Regions from separate parts of the Homo sapiens genome. Here region 1 is linked to region 2. A link is an interaction called in ENCODE POLR2A ChIA-PET data of the cell type or tissue named here. Cell type or tissue: CD4-positive, alpha-beta T cell. All regions are shown on one strand. Region 1 overlaps CHD3 (chromodomain helicase DNA binding protein 3). Region 2 holds the start of LOC107985075 (a long non-coding RNA gene).

Region 1 (4,000 bases), 180 kb after region 2:
GAAAGTGGCGGGTGGGTCAGGGGAGTGGCCGGGGAGAAGCTGCCCATAGAGCTGCCTCAGGAAAGAAGGCTGCTGAAGAAGGGCCTTCTCTCCTCCCAGAAGAGATTTATTTCTGACCCCGGAACATGACACCCTCCTCCATGAACCCACATCTCCTTGCTAAATGGTGCAGGGGTTCTAGGATGCGAGTTCCCACCTGGATGTCATTATGGGGGTTCCAGTCAGAATCAAAGATGATGACAGTGTCAGCAGTGGCCAGATTGATGCCCAGGCCCCCAGCTCGGGTGGACAGGAGGAAGCAGAATTGTTGGGCCCCAGGAGCTAGGAGGTGAGAGTTGGATCAGGTTTTTCTTGTACCCGGTAGTTCTGTCCACCTGCTCCTAGATGTTCTCTGATGACAAACAACCATGCCCCCAACTCAAAGCCTAAGTTTCCAATGTCCCCCAAGCCAGTCCCCCTCCCATCCCAGGGACCTATCACAGGTTTCTCAGGCCTCCCACACCCACCAGGGACCAGTGTATCTCCCTCACCATTAAACCGATCGATGGCCTCCTGCCTCAGGGCACCCGTGATACCACCATCGATGCGCTCATACTTGTAGCCTTCATAGTCTAAGAAGTCCTCAAGCAAGTCTAACATTTTGGTCATCTAGAGCAAGAGAAAAGGATGGAGTCTGCAATAATGAGGTGGTGGGATGCTTGCTTATTCTAACTACTCCTTTACACAAACTCAACCCTAATCTTTACACCTGAACCCCTGCCCTGTCTTAAGCTCCTCATTATTCCACCTTCTTGTCACACTCTCTTTTCTTATTTTTATTTATTTTTATTTTTTTTTGAGATGGAGTCTCATTCTGTTGCCCTAGCTGGAGTGCAGTGGTGCCATCTCTGCTCACTGCAACCTCCACTCCTGGGTTCAAGTGATCCTACCGCCTCAGCCTCCCTAGTAGCTGGGACTACAGGTGTGCGCCACCACGCCCAGCTAATTTTTGTATTTTAAGTAGAGACAGGGTTTCACCATGTTGGCCAGGCTGGTCTTGAAACTCCTGACCTCAAGTGATCTTCCTGCCTCGGCCTCCCAAAGTGCTGGGATTACAGGTGTGAGCCACCACGTCTGGCCCTCTTGTCACACTCTCTTGATTTAAGATTGTTTCTCCTAAGGCAGAGGTTCTCTGAGACCCATGAAAAGGTTTCAGGGAAATCCAGGAACCCCCTGAAAATCCGTACAAAATTGTGTCATTGTATGTGCAGTTTTCTGGTGAGTAGACCCAGAGCTTTCATCACATTTCCAAAGGGTCTGTGCCCTTCACCCTCACCTGCCAATAAGATGAAGAAATAATACCAGTCCCTAAGGAGGCAGATGGCTCACCCTCCCCCTTCCCTCATGCAGCTGAAAAGGAACTAGAGCTGGACCTCAACTTCCAGCAACCTTAAGAACAGGCATCAGAGGCCAAGAATGAACTTGCTATACAGTAATCCCAGCACTTTGGGAGACCGAGGCGGGCAGATCACCTGAGGTCAGGTGATGGAGACCATCCTGACCAACATGGTGAAATCCCGTCTCTACTAAAAATACAAAAATTAGCTAGGCATGGTGGTGCACGCCTGTAATCCCAGCTACTTGGGAGGCTGAGGCAGGAGAATCACTTGAACCCAGGAAGCAGAGGTTGCAGTGAGCCGAGATCGTGCCACTGCACTCCAGCCTGGGCAATAAGAGCGAAACTCTGTCTCAAAAAAAAAAAAAAAAAAAAAAACTCTTACAGGAGGAATCTCCTCATTTGTCACACCAGAGCAGCCACAGGAAGACCGTAAGAAATTAAAGTCTGGAGGATGAGGAGAGGGAAGAGGAAGCAGATGTAAAGACAGCTAAGGGCACAGGTCACCTGCGAGAAGATGAGCACTCGGTGTCCTTGCTCCTTCAGCTTTCGCAGCATCTTCTGGAGCAGCATGAGCTTCCCAGACGACTTAATAAGTGCCCCACCCTCATAAGCCCCACTGGGGAGTTTGGGGGACTCCTGAAAAGGGAGGAGAGAGGAGGAGGAGGGGGTCAGTTGGAAACATGCCCCCATATTCTTGCCACACCTAGAAGGCCAGATGCCCGGATCCAGCTTCCACATGTTCCCAATTCCTCCTGTTCTCAGACACCCAGTCCGTGGCCTTCCAGCCCAGCTCCACCCCTGTGGCTCAATACCCACCTCCCCACTACTCCCCACCCATGTTTTCTGAGAATGGGCGTTCGATCAGCTCCCTGCTCTGTGTATCTACCATAGCAGCCACGGGAAAAAGGTATGGATGGTTGCAGCACTTCTTAAGATCCATCATGATATTAAGCAGCGACACCTGGTTCCCACCACCTCGTGAATTCAAGGCCTCAAAATTTCGAGTCAGGATGTATTTGTAGTATTTCCTAAAGGCCAGGAAAGGGGTGTAAAAGAAACATAAATAAAGGAAGCAATTATGATATTGCACTTGGAACGCTCCCATCAATCCCCAAGCCCTACTCCAGGCAGCTCGTCTTGCATCTTACTTCTGCATGGGGCTTAGCTCCACCCGAACGATGAGCTCTGTCTTGGCTGGCATGTTCTTAAAGACATCTGCCTTGAGTCTCCGCAGCATGTGTGGCCCCAGCAAATCATGCAGTTTCTTGATCTGGTCCTCTTTGGATATGTCAGCAAACTCCTCCAGGAAGCCCTCCAAGTTGCTAAGAGCCAGAAGAGAAGAAAATTAACAGGTCGGCAAGTTCCTTGCCCCTGATCTCAGACTTACCACCTCAGATTAATCCTCTACCAGCTCATTTTATCTGCTCCACCTCTCATCTCTGCCAACTACCCTTAGGGAACCACTTACTTAAATCTCTCTGGGGTGAGGAAGTTCAGGAGATGGAAGAGCTCCTCCAGATTATTCTGCAATGGGGTTCCTGTCAGCAGCAACTTATGATCTATCTTGTAACCATTGAGAACCCTGAAAAACTAAAAGATGGGGCAAGGCAAGGCAGGAAAATGGGCTTATTAGTGACAAGTGACCGACCCACAGCATCAGCCTTTCCCTGCCCCAGCTCCCATTTCACTCAGGATCAGAGGCCCCAAATCTCTGGCCCTCTCCCTCTTCCAACCTGGACGTCCTCCCAGACTACAGAAAATCCCCAGAATTTTTGTTGTTTTTTAGGACCAAGGCAAGTGGGAAGTCCACAACTTCAAGTTTTTTAGGTCTGGAAACCTCACTCACCTTGGACTGGTTGTTCTTGAGTCGATGGGCCTCATCTACCACAAGACAGGCCCAGCGGATGGAACCAAGTGCTGCCTGATCAATGGTGATCAGCTCATACGATGTCAGGAGAACATGGAACTTCACCTGTGCCTCCCTCTGCCAACATAATTATTGCCCATTCAGCTGCCACCTGACAACCATGCACCTACACCTCCAGAACCAGACACCTTGTCCTGACTGTGGCTCCCAACAGGAGCCATTACTCTGTTCTCCAAGCAGGGATTACAGACCATGGCTCCTAAACCTCTGCCCACATTTCCAGTACCGACAGATCCATGTATGCCCCTGGGAGTACCTGCCATATCTCTAGGATGGTAGTGCAGAGACAGGAGGACAGGTGGAGGAAGAGGAGAAAGGTGAGGAGGGGAATAGAGAAACTGAATTCCTGGCTGAGAAAAAGAAGTGACAGCTTTGAGGGTCTCAGAGGATATGAGGTAGAGGGTCTTACCTTCATCTTAAAAGCTTTCTTGCCCCCTTTGATGGCATTGTCCTCAAAGGAGAATTCATTCTCACGAATGATGGCCCGGCTGTCCTTGTCACCCGTGTATGTCACCACATAGAATTTGGGTGCCCACATCTGGAACTCCCGCTCCCAGTTAATGATGGTAGAGAGTGGGGCACTCACCAGGAAGGGACCTTTTGTGTGGCCCTGGGAGTCAAGAATGGGGGCAGCATAAGTCTAGGCTAGAGGCCGTATACCCTAGTCCTCTGCCAGCTACACCCCTTTATCTTCC
Region 2 (4,000 bases):
GCCGGGCATGGTGGCAGGCACCTGTAATCCCACCTACTCCGGACACTGAGGCAGCAGAATCGCTTGAACCCAGGAGGCAGAGGTTGCAGTGAGCCGAGATCATGCCATTGCATTCCAGGCTGGGTGACAAGAACGAGACTCCATTAAAAAAAAAATGTGTACACATGGACATAGCAAAACAATAGACAATGGAGACTCTCAAGGGTGAGAGGATGGGAGGGGGTGGATGATGAGAAATTACTTAATGGGTACAATATACTTTATTTGGGTGATGGGTAACCTAAAGCCCTAACTTGGCCACTATGCATGTAACAACATTGCTCTTGTACTCCATGAATTTATAGAAATAAAAAATATTTCAGTGGGTCTAGAGGAGGGACTTTTTGCAGCAGCAGAGCTTAGCTTGACAGTAGAGCAAGAGGAAAGAGGGTGGGTCCGTGATTCTTTTATCTGATATTTCCGGACAGGACGCACCTTCACTCTCCCAAGGTGAGCCTTCCCACTCCTTGGTCATGGGCCCCCCCAGAGACGACCTGGGGCACAGAAGCTGAACTCCTGCTTCCTGAAGTGGGCAGGGGCAAGGGTCAGCCCTTGAGTCCTCTCCTTGGTCTCCCTACAGGAAAGACAACAGCAGATGACTCGCTCCCCGTCCTCCTGGAGCACAGAAAAGAGGAGATCAGAGCCAAGCAGGACTTCTACCAGTGAGGGGGCGGGTGGCAGAGTCTGGGCGCCCGGCAGGGGTCCAGGGAGGTGGGGGGCAGTGATGGCTCTGGCCCTTTGCCCTGGGGTGGTGCACGGGCATGAGGGTGACATCTCGGTTTCCCTTGCAGCTGGCGAGTCTTTCTTCCTGGCCTGCCCAGCTATGTGCACATTCCCAGTTACCGCCCTCCGGTGCGGAGGCATCGCAACCCCAACCGGCCTGAGTAAGGACCCGAAGCTGTGCTGGGCCCCGCCCATGGTTTTCCCCTGGGCGCCTGCCTCCTCCCCGCCCCCTGGATCCCAGTTGCCCTGCGCTTCTCCCCACAGGTGGAATGGCTATATTCCGGGATTCCCAATTCTCATCAACTTTAAGGCCACCAAGTTCCTGAACTTAAATCTCCGCTACTCCTTCCTCAAGACGGCCTCCTTCTTCGTCCGCCTGGGGCCCATGTGAGTCCGTGTGAGTGACGGGAGAACGAGGGCTCCTGCAAGAACTTTCCCTCTCCCCCAACCTTGGCGGCCTCCAAGACAGCCCCAGAGGTTGGAATGGCCAGGAAGGCAGAGGGAGCTGAAACGCAGACCCAGAAAACCTGAGACATGATCCCAGAGACCTAGAGATGCAAAGATCTTGAGACATGGGACCCAGAGACTTTGCGACGCACAGACCCTGAGACCCAGAGACCTAAGTGGATGGGGCGGCCCCGCCACCTGCCCCAGCCGGCGCTTGGCAGCCCCTCTGAAGGCCTCTTCCTGGAATCCCATCTCCTAGGGCACTGGCTTTCAAAGTCCGCGGCCTGTTGGACTGCAAACATTCGTGGAAGAGGCTGAAGGACATTAGGAAAATTTTCCCTGGCAAGAAATCTGTCGTCTCCGGTATGGAATGGGGCGTCCCGGATCGAGCAGGGGGAGCCAGGCGGTCTCCGGCGTGCTAGGCAGGCCCCCGACTTCGGGGCAGTGGGACGGGAGAGGCAGCGAGGCGCGCGCGCGCCCTCTGGCGGCTTCTTGGAAAATGTCGCACCGGGCTCCTCCGGCCGCTCAGCGCCAGGCTGGGGGCCTCGTTTTCCTCCCCGACTCCTCTCGGTGCCCATAGTCTTCTTCTGTCCCATGCCTCTCCGTCCCCGAGGGGGGCCGGGCCTCCTTGTGACGCCCTCGCGCCGTCCTCGCAGAGTACGTGGCCGAGCACTGGGCAGAGGACACCTTCTTTGGGTACCAGTACCTCAACGGCGTCAACCCCGGCCTGATCCGCCGCTGCACGCGGATCCCAGACAAGTTCCCCGTCACAGACGACATGGTGGCTCCGTTCCTGGGCGAGGGAACGTGCTTGCAAGCGGAGCTGGAGGTGAGGCCCGCTCCGGCGGAGACCCCGGCCCTCCTCCCGGCCTCCCTCGCGGGCATCCCCGTCTCTCCCCACCTCCGGCGCCCGCGCCAGTCCCAGGCAAGCCCGCACCCCGCGTCCCTGTCCCCGTCCCACCCCTGCCCCTAGTCGCCAGCGCCCTGTGCACCTGCGGCGCGGGTCACGGGCTTCCCGTGTGGGTGCCTACTTGCCACCCATCGCGGCTCCCCTCCAGAAGGGGAACATTTACCTGGCCGACTACCGCATCATGGAGGGCATCCCCACCGTGGAGCTCAGCGGCCGGAAGCAGCACCACTGCGCCCCCCTCTGCCTGCTGCACTTTGGACCCGAGGGCAAGATGATGCCCATCGCCATCCAGGTGCCTGGGCTGCAGGCGGCGCTGCCGCTGAGCCTCTGTGTGCGCGAATGCTCCTCCGAGTGTGCGCGCGCTTATGTGAGCGTGTGGACCTGCATGTATTCAGCCGTCTCTCGTTATCCTTGAGAGATTGGTTCCAGGACCTCCCCGGGATGCCAAAATCTGCAGATGCTCAAGTTTCTTATATAAAATGTCCCAGTATTGCCGGACGCGGTGGCTCACGCCTGTAATCCCAGCACTTTGGGAGGCCGAGGCGGGCGGATCACGAGGTCAGGAGATCGAGACCATCCTGGCTAACACGGTGAAACCCCGTCTCTACTAAAAATACAAAAATTTAGCCGGGCGTGGTGGCGGGCGCCTGTAGTCCCAGCTACTCGGGAGGCTGAGGCAGGAAAATGGCGTGAACCCAGGAAGCGGAGCTTGCAGTGAGCCTAGATCATGCCACTGCATGTCGCTCTGGGCGACAGAGCGAGACTCCATCTCAAAAAAAAAAAAAAAAAAAAAGTCCCAGTATTTACATATAACTTACACACATCTTCTTGTGTGTTGGGATCACAGGCGTGAGCCACCGCGTCCAGCCTGGGCACATTTTTCTAGTTCATACAAAAGCCCGGTATGGGCTGGGAGCAGCTCAGGTTTGTATGCCCGAATAGGCTTAGGTGGAGATGCACCTTGCAAGGCTCAAGGACCGCCTTGGCAGTTCCCCGCCTCTCACCTGCTTGCTGTCTTGGTCCCCTGAGGTACAGAAGTACAAAGTGCGCTGCTCAGCGGAGCTGGGTGAGCTCTTGCTGCTGCGTGTACACAAGGAGCGCTACGCTTTCTTCCATGTTGCACTCCTGGGCTCAAGCGATTCTCCCGCCTCAGCCTCCCAAAGTGCTGGGACTACAGGCGTGAGCCACCTCGCCCGGCCCTCTTGTGTATTTTCAATCCTCTCTAGGCCCGCTCTCTAGGCCCGGTGTGGTGGCTCACGCCTGTAATCCCCAGCACTTTGGGAGGCCGAGGTGGGCAGATTACCTGAGGTCAGGAGCTCAAGACCAGCTTGGCCAACATGGGGAAACCCCATCTTTACTAAAACTACAAAAATTAGCTGGGCATGGTCGGGGGCGGCGCCTGTAGTCCCAGATATTCAGGAGGCTGAGGCAGGAGAATCTCTTGAACCCAGGAGGCAGAGGTTGCAGTGAGCAGAGATCGTGCCACTGCACTCCAGCCTGGTGACAGAGCAAGACTCCTTCTCAAAAATAAATAAATAAATAAATAAATAAATAAATAAATAAATAAATAAAATGAAATAAAATAGATCCTTTCTGGATTTCTTATAGTACCCAATACAATACAATGTAAATGCTATGTAGATAGTTGTTACACTGTATTGTTTAGGGAATGACAAGGAAAAAAAGTCTGTACACGTTCAGTAGAGACACTTTTTCTCCCAGAATATTTTCCATCTGTTGCTGGTGGAATCCACTGGTGTGGAACCCATGGATACGGAGGGCCAGCTGTACTTGTATGCCCCTATGTGTGTGCATCTGTGAGTGTGTGCATGTATATGTGTCTGTGGGGTGTGCTTGTCTCTTTGACTTCATCCATCCATC

What was found. Peaks named below come from ENCODE experiments on the same cell type or tissue, not always from the same donor. Only the 100,000 strongest peaks of a DNase experiment are listed, where the experiment ranks them.
Region 1: POLR2A ChIA-PET joins it to region 2 with 7 read pairs; 3 of 35 experiments call an interaction of 5 or more read pairs at or near these places.

Annotation. Positions count from the first base shown.
Region 1 is chr17:7,899,258-7,903,257 of GRCh38, reverse strand. It overlaps CHD3 (chromodomain helicase DNA binding protein 3), which reads right to left. Exons shown (of 40, transcript NM_001005273.3): 15 at 3,715-3,915; 16 at 3,225-3,362; 17 at 2,847-2,968; 18 at 2,527-2,700; 19 at 2,265-2,406; 20 at 1,883-2,014; 21 at 531-648; 22 at 197-321. Among named protein-coding and RNA genes, the nearest start is that of CHD3, 12 kb to the right of the region's middle. RefSeq lists an enhancer at 1-567. In CD4-positive, alpha-beta T cell, no CTCF peak of the experiment used is centred here; no DNase peak of the experiment used is centred here.
Region 2 is chr17:8,077,807-8,081,806 of GRCh38, reverse strand. It overlaps ALOX12B (arachidonate 12-lipoxygenase, 12R type), which reads left to right. Exons shown (of 15, transcript NM_001139.3): 3 at 620-701; 4 at 831-923; 5 at 1,027-1,149; 6 at 1,469-1,572; 7 at 1,866-2,038; 8 at 2,268-2,411. It overlaps LOC107985075 (a long non-coding RNA gene), which reads right to left and starts at 2,359. Exons shown (of 2, transcript XR_001752778.2): 1 at 2,283-2,359; 2 at 1-2,002. RefSeq lists an enhancer at 1,836-1,945 and a silencer at 2,006-2,185. In CD4-positive, alpha-beta T cell, CTCF peaks have their summits at 1,479 and 1,679 (motif pointing left); DNase peaks (open chromatin) are centred at 1,126, 1,686, 1,956 and 2,386; H3K4me3 peaks cover 1,372 bases; H3K27ac peaks cover 313 bases.